Regions from separate parts of the Homo sapiens genome. Here region 1 is linked to region 2. A link is an interaction called in ENCODE POLR2A ChIA-PET data of the cell type or tissue named here. Cell type or tissue: PC-9. All regions are shown on one strand. Each heading gives the region's core, and the rest is flanking DNA. Links, peaks and the distances in the headings are about the cores only. Region 1 overlaps LOC105378005 (a long non-coding RNA gene). Region 2 overlaps CCN2-AS1 (CCN2 antisense RNA 1).

Evidence for each region. Peaks named below come from ENCODE experiments on the same cell type or tissue, not always from the same donor. Only the 100,000 strongest peaks of a DNase experiment are listed, where the experiment ranks them.
Region 1: POLR2A ChIA-PET joins it to region 2 with 11 read pairs; 1 of 35 experiments calls an interaction of 5 or more read pairs at or near these places.

The regions. Positions count from the first base shown.
Region 1 is chr6:131,398,079-131,402,476 of GRCh38, forward strand. The region is part of intron 3 of LOC105378005 (a long non-coding RNA gene); the gene reads right to left. Among named protein-coding and RNA genes, the nearest start is that of ARG1, 170 kb to the right of the region's middle. In PC-9, for the core only: no CTCF peak of the experiment used is centred there; a DNase peak (open chromatin) is centred at 2,563.
Region 2 is chr6:131,952,779-131,957,176 of GRCh38, forward strand. The region is part of intron 2 of CCN2-AS1 (CCN2 antisense RNA 1); the gene reads left to right. Among named protein-coding and RNA genes, the nearest start is that of CCN2, 3.6 kb to the left of the region's middle. In PC-9, for the core only: no CTCF peak of the experiment used is centred there; no DNase peak of the experiment used is centred there; H3K27ac peaks cover 471 bases.

The DNA.
Region 1 (4,398 bases), core at 243-4,242, 550 kb before region 2:
CAGTACTTTTGGTACTGTAAAATGTACCCTTAGTTAACGGAGAAAGTTGTATTCTCAAATATAATGTTAAAAGTCATTTTCAAAAATTATAGCTTTTGTTTTGAAAACATTGAGCTCCAGTTCTTATTTCTGATAGTACTATAAATAGACAGCAAGGCCAGGCTCTGTTATAATTACTGTTGTGAGGCCATGAATCACGTTGCCTGCGCATGGAGGAATGCTTATTGTTTTCTTCTTTATGCATTCAATTTACCCAAAAGTAATCTGAAACTCTTTGTGTGCAGGGGGTCAGGGCATGCCCCTTATAATTCCAGTAAGCACTGTTATCAGACCCATATAAACAAGGTTCCCACAGACCCTCACACGTTTAATGATAAGGAGCTAGTTCTCTATTAAAATCAATAGCTGGGGTTATGTTTTGAATTCAAAGAGCTTAGCTCATACTTGGTACCAGTCCATGGCATCAAAAGATGAGTAAAGATCAGTAAAACTGTTGACGACCTTGATTCATTCACTTTGCCCTTAGAAATTTTTTCCATGGGGTGCCACTAACAGGAGAGTAGCCCACCACTATTTGCCTTAGAAGCCCAGATTCATATTTCATTAAGAAGGAAATTGATATAGACTTTACACAGAATATCCAATAAGCTATTGGTTAAAATATGGGAGCAGTAGAGGTTTACCTTTTTATTAAAAAAAAAATAGGATAGCTATGTGTAAAAGCAAATAATGGTATTAGGGAGTATAGGTGTAAACAAAATGGGAAAGCTGTAGTGTTCTTCAAAAGATTTAGGGGCAGGAGGCCGGGCACGGTGGCTCATGCCTGTAATCCAGCACTTTGGGAGGCCAAGGGGGGCGGCTCACCTGGGGTCAGGAGTTCAAGACAAGCCTGGCCAACATGGTGAAACCCTATCTCTACTTCAAATACAAAAATTAGCTGGGTGTGGTGGCAGGCGCCTGTAATCCCAGCTGCGCAGGAGGCTGAGGCAGGAGAATTGCTAGAACCTGGGAGGCCGAGGGGGCAGTGAGCCAAGATTGCGCCATTGCACTCTAGCCTGGGGGACAAGAGCGAGACTTTTTCTGAAAAAAAAAGAAAAAAAGAAGAAAAAAGATTTAGGGGCAGGAAATATTCCCTGGGTACTTTACCTTTCTAGAGGTTTTTATTCTACCTTGGGTGAATTTCTGAATCTAGTCACAAAGAAATGTTGGATTTTTAAGAAGTTAATTTTTAGCATTTCATGAATTTTAGACAAGCACATTTATCAAATGGCATTTCCATTTTTGATCTATGTCCTTCAGTTGAGTCAGTATGGGATTTTAACCTGACAAAAGCTGAAAGTATTTTACAAACTTTGAATGTGTAGTAACTGGTAGAGCAAGGACCACATTAATTCTTGATGAAAGAAGAATTTCAGCCAAATTAAATTTAAAGGAGTTTAATTTGAGCAATGAACGATTTGTGAATTGGGCAGCCCCCAGAATCAGCAGATTCACAGAGGCTCCAGCGTAGTCACATGGTGGAAGAAGATTTATAGACAAGAAAAAGGGAAATGACATACAGAAATTGGAAGTGAAGTACAGAATGGCTGCGTTGTTTACAGCTCGGTGTATGCCTTATTTGAACACAGTTTGAATGCTCAGCAGTGTATGAATTGAAGTATGGCCACTGGGATTGGCCAAGACATAGCTATTGTTACAGCATACCACTAAGTTAGCTTTTCAATTTTGTCTGCCTATTAAGCTAGGTTACAGTTCATCCACCAGGACTCAAATACAGAAGTACAGAGTCCTTCTCAGGCCATATTTAGGTTGCTTTAACATTCTCAGCATCATGAAGGCCAATGGTTGCTGATGGCTCTCTATGGGCCTGGCACAAAGCTGAGTCCTTTATATGTTTCTCCTATTCAATCTTCAGAGCACTTTGAGGTCGGTGCCACCATTATCCCCATTTTGCAATGAAGCTTAGAGCCTTAGAGGTTAAAGATTACATTGCTGTATCCAGAGCCTGACTTTTTTCACCGGCACTATAAATAAACAAATACACAATGTAAGTCTGTGTAATATAACAGATATACAGAGGATGTGGAGAAATTTAGTTTCTACCAGTCCTATTAGTAGCATAGTTGATTCCTTCCAATGAAACCACCTTTGCAAAAATTATGACTGAGAGAGAAATTTGACATAGCTGACTCCATCCTGCTTCTAACCTCAGAAGCTGTCTTTGCTCATTCCTGGGTTTAGGCCAAGCTAACTATGGAGAAATTTAGCTTGTAGTTTAACTTTGAAGCAAGGATGATAATAGTCCCTCCCCAAACTGACCCCCTCTGGGGACTGAAACTGCCTTTGTAAGACTAATGAAAGGCCACAAGTTTAGGATTATGGAAAGGGCTGAATTCTGCTAAAATGTAGGCTAGTTAAATGATAACCAGCCATTATCCCCTAGATTGCTTTTCTATAATAGCTTACTGCTCAGTCATGTACCCAGAGGTAACATGATCTGTAACTTTCCCAATTGCTCCTGCAGATAACATCTCTATTGTCAAAACCTAAAGATTGGTCTTTGAGATGTTTTTCAGATTTTTCCATTCTGGCAGACCAACTGACACCACCCAGACCTATGACTCATACCCAGAAACTGACTCAGCATGGGAAGACAGCTTGGACACTCCTATTTCATCCCCAACCACTTAGCAGCATTCTCTAACCTACTGCCCACCAAATTATCTTTAAGAACTCTAGGCTCTGATCTCTTGAGGGGGTGGATTTGAGAAAAATCTCCTGTCCTGTTGCTGGGCTACCTTGTGATAATTAAACTCTTTCTCTGCTGTAACACTGCTGTCTCAGTTTTTATCTGTGCAGTGAATTGGTTTTATCTGTACAGTGTGCAAGAAGAATCCACTGGGCTTCCACCACTGAGATCAAAGGTGGGAGGAATGGTTTGGAAGATGTGGCACTGACTTCCTCTTTCTCTTCGAGGTTTCCTCTCTATATCTGAACCTGAGCAATTCAGTGGCCATTCAGCTCACTGTGGAGCACTACCTAGGTCCTCATGAATGATTACCATCCCTTCATAGATCTATCTGTTTATTGCCCCACCATTCAATTCAACAAACACATATTGAATTCCCACTGTAGTTGCAAGGATAAGAAAGATAGACAAGGCAGGATACCTCTCTAGTTGGGGAAATATGAGGTGTCAGCAAATGATTACAGTATTGTTCACTAAGTGGTTCATTAGAATAACAATCCACTGGTAGCAGTGCTCTCTCCTGAACATACGGAGCTTGCCTTTGGGGCTTGTATGTGCCTTGTGATAGATCTTGCTTGAAGTATTTATATTTCCAAATGTGTGAATCATTTATTCTCTTAGGCACTGTAAACTCCATCTTAAACAAAATTTGCTTTACTCCAGAAGATGCTTTCTCAAAGCTAAGCTAAGCATCGTCACAGACTAATGTGGCATTGTATTTGCAGATACTTACAGCAAAGTCTAGAAAAGAAAAGAATTTACTCCAACATTTTAAAAAGTACATAAACGAATGGCTTCAGCTTTTGATATTTGTCATACTTACAACATAAAAACACTACCTCAAATCTAAAATATTATTCAATTCAAAAGAGAAAACTATATCAACTTGCACTAAATTACAATTCCTAACTAATGCAATAATTTCATTGTGTGTGCAAGAGAATGAATATATTGAATATTCTTGTTTTAAGAAAGACTGTATTTATAAGTGATATTTTATAAACAGTAGTAGTTTAAGAATTTTCACCATTAGACAGCTAAAAATTCCAGATCCTTAGGAATTAGTAATTTCATGTCTATGAACTTGTCCTAAGGAAATATGTATGGGCACAAAAATAAGTCTAAGCATGTTCAACATAGTATTATTTATATAATACTAGAAAAACATTGGGGTAAAAACTAAATCATAAACAAGAGGAGAATAGACTGTTAAGCACACATATTAAATATTTTCACAAATAGTTAATGATATGGGAAAATGTTAATGTTAAGTTAAAAAGAAAAAGACTTGCAGACAGACATGATAGTGATCTCAATTCTGTAATAACCATGCCACAACTCCCAGGAGATGCTCCCCTCAGCAGCCATATTTGTTTTCTGGGACCCAATAAATTTAGGAGTGGGATTGAGATTGAATAACATTCTTCTCTGCTGGCCACACATATGCTCATATGCATATGGAGGTGGGGAGAGATAGAGAGAGAGAGAGACAAGAAAGAGAGAGAGAAGGGGTAGATGCCTGGATTTCTGATAGCTTCAAATACTATATCCAGGCTTTTTCAGGTACCACTTTAATTTTTTCCCTTTCCACTTAAGCTGATGTCATTACATTAAAAAATTATAACATTACAATCAGATAAGTGCAGAAA
Region 2 (4,398 bases), core at 263-4,262:
TGTTACCAATGAGTAGATTCCTTTAAGTTGTTGATGCTTCAGAGCATGGGTTCAAGATAAGCATATCTGTTTGTGGTGCAAAGATCGGCTTTAGAAACAATGCATTATAGATTTATCATTTGAAAACAGCCTGTTTAAACTGATCAAATTTTTAAAGTTTCAGTACAGTCTGTTGAAAAATAGCCAAGAAGAAATATAACCACTCCAACTTCAGCATAGAGCATATCATCTGTGCACGATTACCTCGTTAAGCCAGCCACATGTTATAGAGTGTAGTTGCATGTCAATAGTGTGAATGGCCAGCAAAGGGGTGGGGGTGCCCTCTGAAGCTCAGGAAGAATTTTCGTCATTGTTATTTAATGTCCTTTCCAAGCATTCCTCAAAAAGAAGAGGCCTAAGAGTTCCTATTTAAAGAAGGAACATTCCAAGTTAACTTAATAGCCACATGTGTATTAAAGGCAACTTGGCCCTCAACTTTTTCTTCCCTTGTGGATGATTTTAAAAGTCCAAAATATGTGGGAAGCCACAGTGAAACCTTTCAAGACCTAAACCCCCAATTACATCTACCTCTAATGGTTGGAAAGGTGTGGTGGCTGGGGAAGGGTAGGGATGTGCAGTGCGAGTCTCACCTAAGGTGGGATGTGGGCTTGGTGGTGAGCTCTCCTAGCTTGCAGAGTGAGGTAGGTGGGAGAAGGGTTGGGGAATTTCTGAATCCTCAGGAGAGTCTGAAAGCTACCACCATCTTCATGCCTGCAGCAGGGAGACTCATTCATGGAGGGGATAAATTGTTGTACTGGGTTATAGTTAGATGGCCTAGGTTGTATTCTTGGAACTGCCTTTCGCAGATCTCAGGGAAGTCACACGTAGGAGCCATATTCCCATTTCTGTTTAAAAAATGAAAGTAATCATAATTTTTTTAATTTAATAGGGTTCAGTGAGGGCTGAGTAGATGAAAATTCCAGGGAATTGGTGCTTTATTTTTTTCAGATTTTCTTGATTTTTTTTCAATCTCTGTGTATAATAAGTATATTACCATTCTGCTCTGTTGTTAAAAATGTCAAAAGAAAGAATTTGGTTTTACTATAAAATTCTCATAGTCCCTCGAAGTCTCAAAAAAATCTATAGTCAGTTCCAAATAGATGATTTTAATGTTGCTTAAGAGGAAATAAGCATATTGAAATATATAGAACATATGAAATCTCAGGAAAGAAAAAGTTTCTGTGCATTATCAGGTTAGATTGAGGCTTTATGATCAAAACTCTTTTTGAAGGAGTTAAAAGACTATTATTAAGAGAGTGACACAGAGACAGACAGACACATACATGCACACACACCCAGAGAGAGAGAGAATGAGAGAAGACACCCAAGACATTCACAGACTCAGAAGTATGTTTTTATTGTGATATGGACCATCAAATGCCAGGAAACTCAAAGGGAAAGGCTGATACTCCATCCATAATTCATGCCATGGGATCTGAATTCTTGCACTATTATCAATGACTCAGCAAATGTTTGTGTGTGCCTGGGCGGTAAAGTGGGAAATAGTGGCTTCTTATAACTTCATCCAACTTTGACTTACCCCAGCCCCTTTGATTGACAGCAGGTCAGAGTTGGGAGAAAAAGATCTTTGAATTTGTGTGCAAAATGGTTAAGATGCACTAATTTTGACTTGTAAGCAAGTATTTATCTAGCAAATGCTTTTTAGAGAGCATTTTTTCCTCGTGGTAAAATGAGGAATTAACTAAGCTGGCCACTGAGTCCTGTTTACCAAGCTATATAAGGTATGTGTGTGTGTCTACTAGGGCATCATTTGTACTGGTCGTTTGGTTAAGTCTTGTAAGATGTTCAGCTGTGGATGTATTACATTCCTTCCCTTAAGTTTTTTGTTGTTTTTTCCTCCCTAAAAAAAAAAGGTTTCTTGATCAGGTATCAGACACAGAGAAAACCTGGCAGGACTACAGAAAAGTGGCCAGAGTTGGAGTGTTTGTGTACTTAAAGAAGGAATCTTGCACATTTTCAACTTTTAGTTGTAGACATTTTCTTATAAGAGCAAGTAGGAGTCAGTGCCAGCCCTCAAAGCGGAAATCAAAGCTCCCAGGGAAACATGCCGGAGGAATGTGACTCAGAGCCAAGACCCATACGCAATGCATACACGGAGCTGTCAGACTTATAGGAGGAAGTCTGGCCGTATATGGGCATCTGGACAGTGAGCGATTTGTCCTTATGGTGGGTCAGGGGGAGGTTTCTGATGTTTCTAGCGTGCCTCAAATTCAATCATGTAAATTAATTCTACAAAAAAAAATGGTATCCCAGAAGCCTTTTGTAAAATAGTAATAAATATTATTCTGAAATCTTCAGGGACCCTGGTTTGGCTGACATGACCTCCTGTTTGCTTAAGATGAAGGTTAAGGAGAGGGCGTACTTGCTGGGAGTTCATGGCGGGGAAGATAAACGCGGATGTTTACTATCTAAATTACATTCATTACCTTCATGCCTTTTCCTCCTTATAATTAGTTCTCTGACTTTCTTAGGATATTTTCTAATGCAAAGGTATTTGTCAGAAGGCAGTCAAGGCCGTTGCATGTGGTTTGTGTTTTATGTTTGCCTGTTCCTCGCTTGTCCATAGAGTTGGAGGCCAGAGGGGTGAGAAAGGAAGTTTTGTTTTGTAAGATGATATCCCTTCAACTTACTGTTTGTTTCACTTATTTTGTTAATTTGACTCTTTTTTTTTTTAAAGTAGTTTACTTAGAATCCTGTGTTGCCTCTAGTCAGCTTTTGTTCATCTAAGATAGTGTCAGATGAGGATGCTGCTAGGTAGGAATGAGCCTGGTGGTCTCTTACACTGTCCTCGACAGGTTAGAATCTCAAATTCATCACCGTTTAGCAACCAGGAGTATTTACAGCCCCTTGCTTCATCAGGGCTAAATGTGAAGCATCCCCTTGGTGATACTTAAGGTGATATTTAAGTGAGTGGGAATGAAAAACAGAGGAAATAAGCATTTCTTAAGATGTGTGATTTGGGGACACCCAATCAATAGGTTTAGGAGGAAGAGAGAATTGGGACTAGCTATCTTATCTCAAATAATAGAAGTAAGTGAAAGGATAAATATTTTGAAAGGACTAGTGTGAAATATACATGAATGTATTCCTAGGGATTCTGCTGCGGGGTGGGAAAGGGGTGCAGATTAAGCCAGACCCCATCATTCATCCCTGGAAATGTGCTCCCACCTCTAGCCAAGAGGCCTGAGGTCCCTTCTCACAACTTCAAACTCCCTGGAATACCATTAGGTGGAGCCTAGGGGACTGGCTAGGAGGTGAAGGTGTGAGCTCCATACCTGCCATTTGCTTGCCAGTGACCTCAGGGAAGACACCTACTCTCTCTGAGCCTGAAATTTCCCACCTGTTCACAGTTAATGTGCAGCTCAAGGAGACAATATTTATGAAAGCACTTTCATAAAGGTATTAGAGTTTTAAAATTGCCCTTCTCTTCCATTCTTCAGTGGCTCTCAAAACTAAGCCCAACTCAGATTGACTGTAAAAGCCTGTCACAGTTTGATTTTATAACAGTGTCCAGCTCTGCATGGGTTTTAGAGTGTTAAAACTAGGTGAGAGCTCAGAGAAAATCAAATCCTACCTCTTATTTATTTATTTATTTTATTAGATTAGATATTCAGGATTGATAGAGACATTTAACAAATGAAAACTTTTTTTCTTTTTGAAATAGGGTCTGGCTCTGTCTCCCAGGGTGGAATGTAGTGCCATGATCTTGGCTCACTGCAACCTCTGCCTCCTGGGCTCAAGTGATCTTCCTGCCTCAGCCTCCCAAGTAGCTGGGATAGCTGGGACTACAGGTGTGCACCACCATATCCAGCTAATTAAAAGAATTTTTTTTTTTTTTTTTGTAGAGATGGGGTTTTGCCATGTTGCCCAGGCTGGTCTCGAACTCCTGAGCTCAAGAGATCAGCCCATCTCAGCCTCCCAAAGTGCTGGGATTACAGGCGTAAGCCCCTGCGCCGGGCCACAGATGAAACTTTTAAATTTGTCTTATGCTTCTTATATACCTTATATTGTCACTTCGATGATAATGTGGGCATGCATTTTAATCATAGTTTTCAGGATACCTAAAACAAAATTCTATGCTCAGCTTATTTTTGTCACCTGATAGCATCTACTCCCTTCATCTTCATTATATGTTCATAGTTTTCATTGATTTGTGGAGGATGGGGAGAGTTAGGGAGTTCCTAACAGTCTTCCTTTCTTCAGTGAAAAATGTGTAACTTATCACTAATAAGAATATGGTATGCAAATGATAAAGAAACAACCAAAAAATTATGATTGCTTGTGTCCATCACATTTTCTTTAGATTTGTATTTCTTGGAAACCAAGGTGGTATTTTAC